2 separate regions of the Homo sapiens genome follow, and region 1 is linked to region 2. Evidence: read pairs that join two places in POLR2A ChIA-PET (ENCODE). Cell type or tissue: HepG2. All regions are shown on one strand.

Region 1 (5,000 bases), 540 kb before region 2:
GATGGCCATTAGTCTGCCAAGCTCTAAGTAGCAAAAGAGAAGAGAGAGAGAGAGGGGAGGCAATGCATTGTGCCATTTAAGCAGCATGGGAAGTGGTGATGGCCAGGAAAGCAAAAATAGATTGATGTAAATGGGAAGCCTTGCCGGGGAGGGCACAACTGAGGGGCCTGGAGAGAGAGCAGCTCCGGGCCCTTCTGTCACCGTGCTCCACTTTGTCAGGGCCCATCACATAGAAAAATCAGCCTGGGGCTTTTAATGCACAGTTTGGAGAATTAGTTTCAATTAGCAGAGAGACATTTTAAATCTCGAGAAATATTCAGCCTTCATAGATTCCATTTAGCATTTAAAATCCATTCTCAGCACTCATAGAATCATAGAGCATAAAACTAGAAAAGACCTTGGAAATTATCCCCGCAGCTTCCTTTGTACAGGGGGGCATGGAGTGATGGAGCCTACGGGGTCAACCTGCTGAGAGGCAGCTCCAGGACTTAGAAGTCAGCCTCTGGGCTCCCAAACCCCGTCTTCTTTCCATTAATACCCCTGGCTTCCCTTCTCTTCCCTAGGAGTGGGGGGCAGTGACCCGTGATATTTCCAGTTTGTGCACAGTTGTGCCTGTGTGTGTGTGTGTGTATGTGTGTGTGTGTGTGTTTATGTATGCGTGTGTGTGTGCATGCATGTGTTTGCCAGTGGTAAGGACAGAAAATAAGTGGCTAGTGACCTCCTTGGACACCTACACCTAACTCCGCAGCCTTCGGTGACCTAAAGAGTCAGTCTGTGCCTGGTGGTGGTCTGAGAGCCGCTAACACAGTCACGTTGCTGCAGGCCTGAGCTCATGTTCTCGTTCCATCTCTGCGCCCTGGGAGGAGAGTGGCCACAGCACTCCAAGTCTGTTTCTGCAGCTGCAGAATGAGCTCAATAGTGCCTACCTTGCAGGGCATTTTTTGAAAATGGATAATTACATGAATAGGTCACACACATAGTAGGTCTTGGTAAATATCCCTTTTCATCTCACATAAGAACTCTCCAAGGGCAGCCTGATGACAAGGTGGTCTCAGCGCCATCGTGTTCCATTTCGTGGCGTCTGGAACCAACACTTAAGCAGAACAGCACATCCCACTTGTTTACATCTCTGATACCACCACCTCCTTTTGCTAATGGGCTTCGGTTTTTCCTTTTCTTATTCTCTTTGCCTAAAGGCAACAACGCTTGTCTTTAATCAGCATAAGGCAATTTAGTACCCCTCACATCAGCCTGCCAGGAAAAATGAGCCATTAATTTCCTGGAGGTTCCAAGAACACACTTTTATTTGTTATACTACAAACACATTGAGGCTGCTGTGCCGGAAAAAAAAAAAGAAAAAAGAAAACTACGCTAAGTCCCCTGTTTGCCCAAGGTGACTCCGTAAAAATTAACTGCAGTGTTCAAGGCTGTCTTTCCTCTTTGTGACACAGCTGATGAACTTAGGTGTGATTCGAAGAGCAAAGTGCAGGTGTGTTTACCACCGTCGCTCTGTCAGGGAATCTGTTTCAACTGTAAAGGGATGCGATGCGGTTGTGCAATTTTCGGCCTGGGAACTGCATAGGTAAATAAAAAACAAGACGCGGTGTGAGTTTGGCTGTTCTTTTGCCCGCAGTTGGCTGTGGCCTTCTCCTCATCTTCACCATCCCTCCGGCAGTTTCCAGTAGAAAATTCTGGTGAAGGCGCTGGCCGTTCTTGCAGCGTTTCCCAGGATACGTTTGCCTCTCGCCCTGCTGAAGAAGATATCCTGGGCAGGTGGTCCTTTCATGGCTGTTCCTCACGGACAGTTCACTGCTCTGCTCAGAGATGTGTCCTGCCTCCCTGCTGACGCCACTCTGGGGGCCTGGGTTTGCTGTGTCAGCCAGAACCTCCACTTGCTGTTGGGAGGATCTTGCACCTGCCCCACACCTACTCTGTGGGTCCCGAGACCTCCCTGCCATTCCTTGGAGGGTCTGTCAATTTCAGGGTCTGGGGTCTGAGCAAGGGAAAGTGGGGAATGCCACTGTCCAATTTTTGCGCTGCTGTTTGGGTCTGGCAGTAAATCATTGAAGAGTCAAGGCCGAGTCCACCAGGGGGAGGGAAGAGGCAGAGAGGCCAAGGCCCATCTTCAGCATGAATGAATTGGGAGCTGGCCTTGAAATCAGAATTGGGTAATCACCGACATTCCTTCCTGCTACTGGGGGTGGCCATAGCTGGAGAGCTGCTGTGGGTGGCTGTGGACAGAGGAGAGGCTCAGAAAGGGGCCGGAAGCAAGCGACGCTCCATGTTGTGTAATTATTGTCCAGACTTTGATCTCAAGCGACAGGGTCCTCGGGGAGCTTGCTGCACTTGATTTAGGAGTCTGTTCTGCCGTCTCCCACCGCAGACTCACAGCGGCTCCTCCTGCAGTGTGAAAGAGTGGTGCTGACTCTTCTAGGATACAGTAACAGGAATGGTTGTTCCTGTCATACGTGAGGCTTCCACCTCCTCTCCAGGGGAGCAGAAGAGGGCTTCAGGGTGGGGCATCCCTCCAGCAGTGGGGGCCACACCAGTCAGCGCCCTTCCCAGGGGAGCACCCTGGGCCCCTGAATTATGCTTCTTGTCCCCACCACTGACTCCTGGGGACCCCGTGTCCACTCCAAGCTCCAGCCTGGCTCCAAGGAGGGAGCCACGTGAATAGAGTCTCAGTACACTGTAGGGTGTCCTGCATGAGAGGCAAGCTCAGGCACACGCCCTTTTCATTAATTCAGCAGAAACAGGAACATACTCTTTTCATTAATTCAGCAAAAACAGGCACACGCAGGGAAAGTGAAGAGAAAATAAGGACAGAGCATGCAAATGTAATAGCATCAAACCTGCCCTACTTCCCGCGCACACCAGCAGAGTGCTTGACTGTTCCTGGCCATCTCCTTGCCTCAGGTAACTCTGCTCAGCAAAGCTTCACAGGCCTCCATTCATCAATGTGGGATGCCAGGGACATGGAGGCTGGGATTCGGAGTGGACATTGCTGGGAGCAGATGTGCTTCAGGCATGCCGGGGATGTTCCTGGAGCTGGTGAGGGGGCGCCTAGTCCAGGCTGGGGGAAGGCTGAGTCCAGAAGCCAGCTCGGGAGGGTTGAAGTGAACTATGAGGTAGCAATGCCTTTAGGAGAGAAACTGGGAGGCTGGGGCTATCCTCCACAAAGAAAATGGGATGCTCTGGACCAGAAGAATGTCTGCAGGTACCATCATTTTGGTTTTTGCTAATTTTTTATCATTTCTTCACTCATCATTAAGCAGGGAGATTCTGTATGTGTCTGCCGCAGAGCTGGGGACACAGTGACTAGCCACCAGCCCTGCCCTGAGCAAGGAGCACACAGCCAGTCAGGGCTGCGTCCCTTGGCTCGTGGCCTCTTCCTTCATCTTCAGGGTGGCTGCTGAGTCTGAGGGTTTGAGTCCTTCTCACATCCCCTCCTGCCTCCTTCTTTTACATTTAGGGGCCCTCTGATGACACTGGGACCCACTAGGGTAATCCAGGATAATCCCCCTATTTTAAGGTCAGCTGATTAGTGACCTTAATTCCATCAGCAACCTTAACTCCACCCCTTGACCTACAAGCAACATAGCCACAGGTTCCAGGGATCAGGATGCAGACATCTTTGGGGGGACATGATTTTGCCCACCATAGCTTCCCAGAGGGGCTGGCATCTAAACTGATCCTGGAAGAGCGCACATGAGCTTGCTGGGTTCTGCTGAGGCAGCAAGAGGACTCTCACCACTAACAGAGCAGATCTCTTATGTGTCCTCTTGGACATTTGGAAAGACTGGTGCGGTGGGGCGGGGAGACATTAGAAATGGGCTGGTTTTTTGAAAAAGGAGACAAGACCCGGTAGAGATCAGCATGAGTCGGGGGTGTTACAGCGAACACCCAGTCCCTACCATGCCCATGACATTGGCACCATTTCCAGCAGGCGCAACCCCACACAGACCTCGGGGCAGCAGCCTGCTGGGCAGAGAGAGCTTGTCCCTATTCTGTATTTAGGCACAAGAGAGGATTCGGGGAAGGCAGCCAGATGTGCGAGCTGATGGAGACCATGTCCAGTCGGGCTTAGTCCGGTTCAGTCCAAAGGCATGCACTGTACTCTGAGGCCATTTCAAATGTTGCCAAGACCCCTGGGTTCAAGCCAGAAGGAGGACCTCTAGTCAGAGCTGGGGGTGGGGGTGGGGTGAGGGCAGTGGGTATTGTTGTAATTGTTTCAGAACATACTAAGTTAATTTATTTGTTTTGCCTTGTGCCTTTTAAACAGGCTTTCATCATCGAATGTGTTTTCCATCTCGTCCTGTCGCACAGGTAGGAGACCTTGTATTGTTTACTCCTGGAGGCGTCTCCTCCCCATAGCCCTGTTTAGTCGGCTGGGCAGGGAGCTCGTCTTTTTACAGCCTGTGCTTTGCGTGGCCTGGCCGCCTTCTCCGTTTTCACTCCCCTTGTTGATCTGAACCCCTGCCACAACAGCATGCTTCCCTCTGACTTTCACACCAGAACAAATTCCGTGCAGGAACATGGACCTGTCTGCTCTAACCCGGCCCACACCCCGCCACTCCCCTGCCCTCGGCCTCCAGTAGCTGAGTGACCAGGGCCCAGGGATGCCCACACAGGAGGCAGTGAGGTGTGTGGAGGACCCAGAGGTGGGCGGGTGGGTTCCAGGACCAGCCGGGCTCCTCCTGGACTTCAGGATCACAGGGTCCCACGTCAGGGCTCACCACTGCTCCCCTCAAAGCTGGCCAGGCCCGTCCACCTCCGTCTCTCTTCCGTGGCATCTCTAGGTTTGGTTCAGGGCAGGGAGCCAGCAGCCCACAATTGTTCACCATCTTGTCAGGAACCAGAAGTTGTCCAGCCCCCTTATGTTGGCAATGGGGAGACGCTCGGTGCTTCCATTTAGTACACGTTCATGGATGTTCGTTCTAAACCAAAGTGGCAGAGCTCAAAACCATGGCCTCCAGGGGCCTCCCCAGCCACCCAGAAGC
Region 2 (5,000 bases):
ACACCACAGAGTTCAGAGAGAGGTGGGTGGGAGCAGCCCTGTGTTGAAATGGCACAGACCCCGCCACTGTCAACAAAGGCTCAGCTGTTTTTATTAAATAAATGTCTTTCCATTTGTTATTTGTCTTTGGTTAATGTCCAGAGTTCCGAAATGGTTGTTTTTGGCAATTTTGTCCAATTTTATCATTGTTCTTATAGGGACAGGATTTGCTGTGGTCCTCCTTCCACCTTTCTCCCCATTTAACTTTAAGCTCCACTACTGCCAGTCACTTCAGGCTCCTCCTATCAAGAGACCAGTAGGCAAGGAAAGGGGTCACCATTCTGGCAGGAGAAATCAACCCTGATCATCAGAAAGAGATAGGGTTTCTATTACATTATGGAGCCAGGAAGGAACACATTTGGCACCCAGGTTATTTTCTGGGCATTTCTTGGCACAGTTTGGCCCAATTTGATCATAAGTGGGCAAGTGCCACAGTCATGACCAAAGCCAGTGCATGGTGACGAAGGTTTCAGACCCCTCAGAAATGAGGGTCTGAGTCACTCAACCCTATGAGCCGCCTAGATCATTACAGGTACTACAATGGGATGAGAAAAACCTGGAATGGGTGGTGGAGGTGGGAGACAATGAGCATCAGTCACGGCCTAAAGATCAGCTGCTGTGGTCGGGGCAGTCGGTTCATCCCAGCAATGCTCCTCTCGCAACTTGTCCCCAGGAAAAGAGGCCCATAGAATCCAGGAGGAGTCGCTCTCAGGAATTATCATATGAAATAAGGGGAGTCAAGTGGCATGAGGTGTGGACTGTAACCTGTGCTATTTGGGACTGAAGCATTAATTTCCCCAGCTGCTGGAATGGTTGGTGGCTGACAGCACTCAGCTGGGTCCACCTCTCCCTGGTGCCATGCCTTTGGCTGAAGAAAGCCTCACTGCCCACGGTCAAAGGCCCTCTCCTGTGGCAATCCATATCCAAAGATAGGTCAATATGGAGATACAAAGACTCCTCCCCAACCCCCACCCCAATGTGGGACAACTCTGAGAGGATGTCTAAAGCTCCATGGGGATTGTCTGAGACTTTGTCGCAACTGCAGAGCAATTAAACTCATCCCACCGCCCTTCTTGGTTCCTTCACCCCCACCCTCCTCGGGAGGTGTTGATCAGGAGAACATTTCTCAAAAAATCTCTTGTACATAAATTTCCACTCAGTGTATACTTCCAGGGGAACCCCACCTGCAACAATTGGTATCTCACTCTCTTGTTTCAATCATGCATAATTAAGCCCAGGCAACACAGCGATAACTCATCTCTACAAAAAATGTAAAAATTAGTCAGGCGTGGTGGCACACACTTGTTGTGCCAGCTACTTGGAGGTTGAGGCAAGAGGATCCCTTGAGGCCAGGAGTTTGAGACCAGCCCGGGCAACATAATTAGACCTCTGCCTCTACAAAAAAAAAAAATAGAAAGAAATTTTAAACATTAGCCAGGTATGGCGGCACACACCTGTAGTCCTAGCTACTCAGGAGGCTGAGACAAGATCACTTGAGCCCAGAAGTTTGAGGCTGCAGTAAGTTATGATCGTGCCACTGCGCTCTAGCCTGGACAACAGAATGAAGCCCTTTCTCAAAAAAAAAAAAAAAAAACCATAATTAAGCCCAACAATTAACATGAATGAATCCTCCTCCTCTATTTTTCTGGCAGCAGACAGGGAGAAAAGGGTGGCACACACAAAAAAGTCTAATTGACAGATGCTAAAATTGAGGGCAACTGTTTTATGAATAGGTAATTAAATCTTTTTGTATGCCAATGTCTCATCATTGTATACCAATGATGAAAAATGTTGCTTGCAGAAGAACTGCCACCTCTGGGATTTTTATAATAACTTCTGACAATTATATAGAATTTACAAGGCCTAAGCTGGAAACAACTTCAAATGAGGGACTGAGTCTGATGTGTCCGCAGTACCCACATTGGGCACTGCTCCTAGAAGAGGCTGGGACGCATTTCCTAAGTGAACGAAGGTGAAAACCCTTTCGCATGTGTCTTGTCGCACTGGTCTCTTCCAACACCCACTGCAATGGTGGGTTTGAGTCACATAGTAGTTGAGAGCCATGGCTTGGAAACTGTACAAGCCAGGACCCCATCAGCGGAGCCGAGCCACTCAGACAGAGAGGGAGAGAAAGGGATCCATTGCAGGGAGTTGACCTCACACAACTGTGGGGCCTGGCTAGGCAGTCTCTGTAAGTCTGTTGTCTTTGCATCCGAGGCTGGAGCTCGGAGAACAGAAGGCAGTGGGGAAGGCAAGAGAAATGTAAAGTGGGCAGATCGAGAGCGAGCCGGGGTCCATAGCAGAGCGGGCCCCACAAGGACAAGCACACCCGGCTCAATTCTTTTTGCCTCTAAAATTGGTATGAGTAGCCCACAGGATCCCAGGGCTTTCATCGCAGAGCGAAACACACATGCCTGGCCCAGGAGCCAGGGAAGCAGAAGGAGGATCCGGGGGTGTGGTGCAGCCATGGGCCCAGCCAGTCTCATGTCAATGAGGTGATCGGAATATCAGCAACCTCATAGGTGAGTTACACAACGGCTGTTCCTTCACCCTGCCTTCTCAGTCTCCCCGGAGTCAATACTGTGGCCCACTCTCACCAAAAATACACAGGAAAGGAAGTTCTGGGTAACATAACTCAGCCTCGCTAAGCTGATACATTACCCATACACCAAAGTCCACCTCTTGTCAACTTGACACCCAGGCCCCATCTCCTCTCCAAAGTATGAATGAGACTCACAAAGTCATCCTTCTGGATTACACAACTATCTTACAGCTACACATTACACAACAGCCCTGCCTATACCTACAAATACACTAACCTTTCCCCAGAAGAGGATAGAAAGTCCTTTTTTCCCCTTTGGACAAGGTTGATTCTTCTAGCTCACTCACACTGCCTGTTTTAAATTCTGCAGCCTAGATACTGAGATACGAAGCTAACTACTGGTTCCGCATCTTATGCTAGATGATGAGATAAGAAAAGAAAACAAAAAATACACATACATATAAACATATTCAAAATAAGGAAGAAAGACCCATGGTTATTACAGTCCTCATTTCTGCCACTGGTTACATCGTCCTAACAGGCATTGATAACTAACTCCTTCCAATGGCCATTTCATATTCCCTTTGGCTTTAGCGAGCATTCCAGCTACTCATGGTTTTTTGCTTTGTAGAGTGCCCCAAGCATTGATTCATGAAGACTTTGGGCCATTGGAGGTTCTGCCTGAATTGGGCTGGTAAAGATTTTCATTGGTTTTAATCACAGGGCAGGGGAGGAATAGAAAACACCCAAGGGTCTCCTGCAATTCATGGGTGCATTGGCAATCCAATCTCTCCTTGATCGGGATTGATCAGGATCAATCACCCCAGCCAGTACAGTGACCCCCCTTCTTCGCTTGTTGACTCAGCAGTATGAGGAGCTCAAAGTGACCGGATGGCAGTTTCAACATCCAGCTTTGCTATAGTTTGCATAGGGTTTGTTTGGCTCCATCAAGTCTCTTCTTGAAATTTGGCCCTGGGTGTTAGCCGTGGAGGCCTGGTGGGGGGGTGTTTTGCTCAGAGGAGCAGATCCCTCATGAACAGGCTCTTAGTTTCCACGGGAACTGGCGGTTGAAAAGAGCCTGGCACCCTCCTTCTTTTTTATTTTTTATTTTATTTTTCATTCTTTTGAGAGAGTGTCTTGCTCTGTTGCCCAGGCTGGGGTGCAGTGGCGTGATCACGGCTCACCTCACTGCTGCTTCAATCTCCCCAGCTCAGGCGATCCTCCTGCCTCAGCCTCCCAAGTAGCAGGAACCACAGGCACAGCTCCCATGCCTGGCTGAATTTTTTTTTTTTTTTTTTTTATAAAGACGAAGTTTCACCATGTTGCCCAGGCTGGTCTTAAAGTCCTGGGGTCAAGTGAACCTCCCACCTTGACCTCCCAAAGTGCTGGGATTATAGGCGTGAGCCACCACACCTGGCTGGCACCTTCCTTCTGCCTTACTTGCTGCTATGTGATCTCTGCATATGCTGGCTCCTCCTCACCTTCCACCAGGAGTGGAAGAACCATGAGGCCCTCATCAGATGCAGGTGCCAGCACCATGCTTCTATTTTTATTTATTTATTTTTTTTGAGGTGGAGTCTTGCTCTGTCTCCCAGGCTGGAGTGCAGTGGTGCAATCTCGGCTCACTGCAACCTCCGCCCCCCGGGTTCAAGTGATTCTCCTGCCTCTCAGCCTCCTGAGTAGCTGGGATTACAGGCACATGCCACCACGTCCAGCTAATTTTTGTATTTTTAGTAAAGGGAGGGTTTCGCCATGTTGGCCAGGCTGATCTCGAACTCCTGACCTCAGGTGATCCACCCACCTCAGCTTCCCAGAGTGTTGGGATTATAGGCTTGAGCCACCGTGCCTGGCCAGCACCATGCTTCTTGTATGGTGTGCAGAATTATGAGCCAAATAAATCTCTTGCTTTATAAATTATCCAGTCTCTCATAGTCCTCATGGGAATGCTAAATGGACTGAGACAAGCTCAAGGTAGTCATTGCTGTGTCAATGCCGAAAGGACTTGGTAGGCCCATGTGTGTACATTTTGGCAGAAGCATTGAGGGCAGGGAAGGCAAATTTCATCCAGAGTCAATATCTATTCCAGCGAGAACAAAGTGCTACCCCTTTCCATGATGAAGTGGCCCAGTGCAGTCGTCTGCCTCTAGGTGGCTGGCCGGTCCCTGGGAAGCGGACCATGGCAGGATTCAGTGCCGGTCTCTGCTGGTGGCCCATCGGGCTCTCAGCAGTGGCTGTAGATGATTGGCTTTGTGCAATGGAAGCAGACGTGGCTGAGAGTGTGCAACCTCCACTCCTTCCTGCTTTGCTCAGGAGCCTATATGACAAACCCAAGCATAGGCCAGAGAGGAGACTGCCATCCCCAAAACAGGTCATCCCATCCACCTGGTTAATAAAATCTTCCTCTGCTGAGATCACCCTT

The links. Peaks named below come from ENCODE experiments on the same cell type or tissue, not always from the same donor. Only the 100,000 strongest peaks of a DNase experiment are listed, where the experiment ranks them.
Region 1: POLR2A ChIA-PET joins it to region 2 with 6 read pairs; 1 of 35 experiments calls an interaction of 5 or more read pairs at or near these places.

Annotation. Positions count from the first base shown.
Region 1 is chr14:101,285,922-101,290,921 of GRCh38, reverse strand. No RefSeq gene overlaps it. Among named protein-coding and RNA genes, the nearest start is that of LINC00524, 120 kb to the left of the region's middle. RefSeq lists an enhancer at 1,645-2,180. In HepG2, a CTCF peak has its summit at 2,100 (motif pointing right); DNase peaks (open chromatin) are centred at 1,501 and 2,201; H3K4me3 peaks cover 473 bases.
Region 2 is chr14:100,748,895-100,753,894 of GRCh38, reverse strand. No RefSeq gene overlaps it. Among named protein-coding and RNA genes, the nearest start is that of DLK1, 25 kb to the right of the region's middle. In HepG2, a CTCF peak has its summit at 4,734 (motif pointing right); DNase peaks (open chromatin) are centred at 2,714 and 3,494.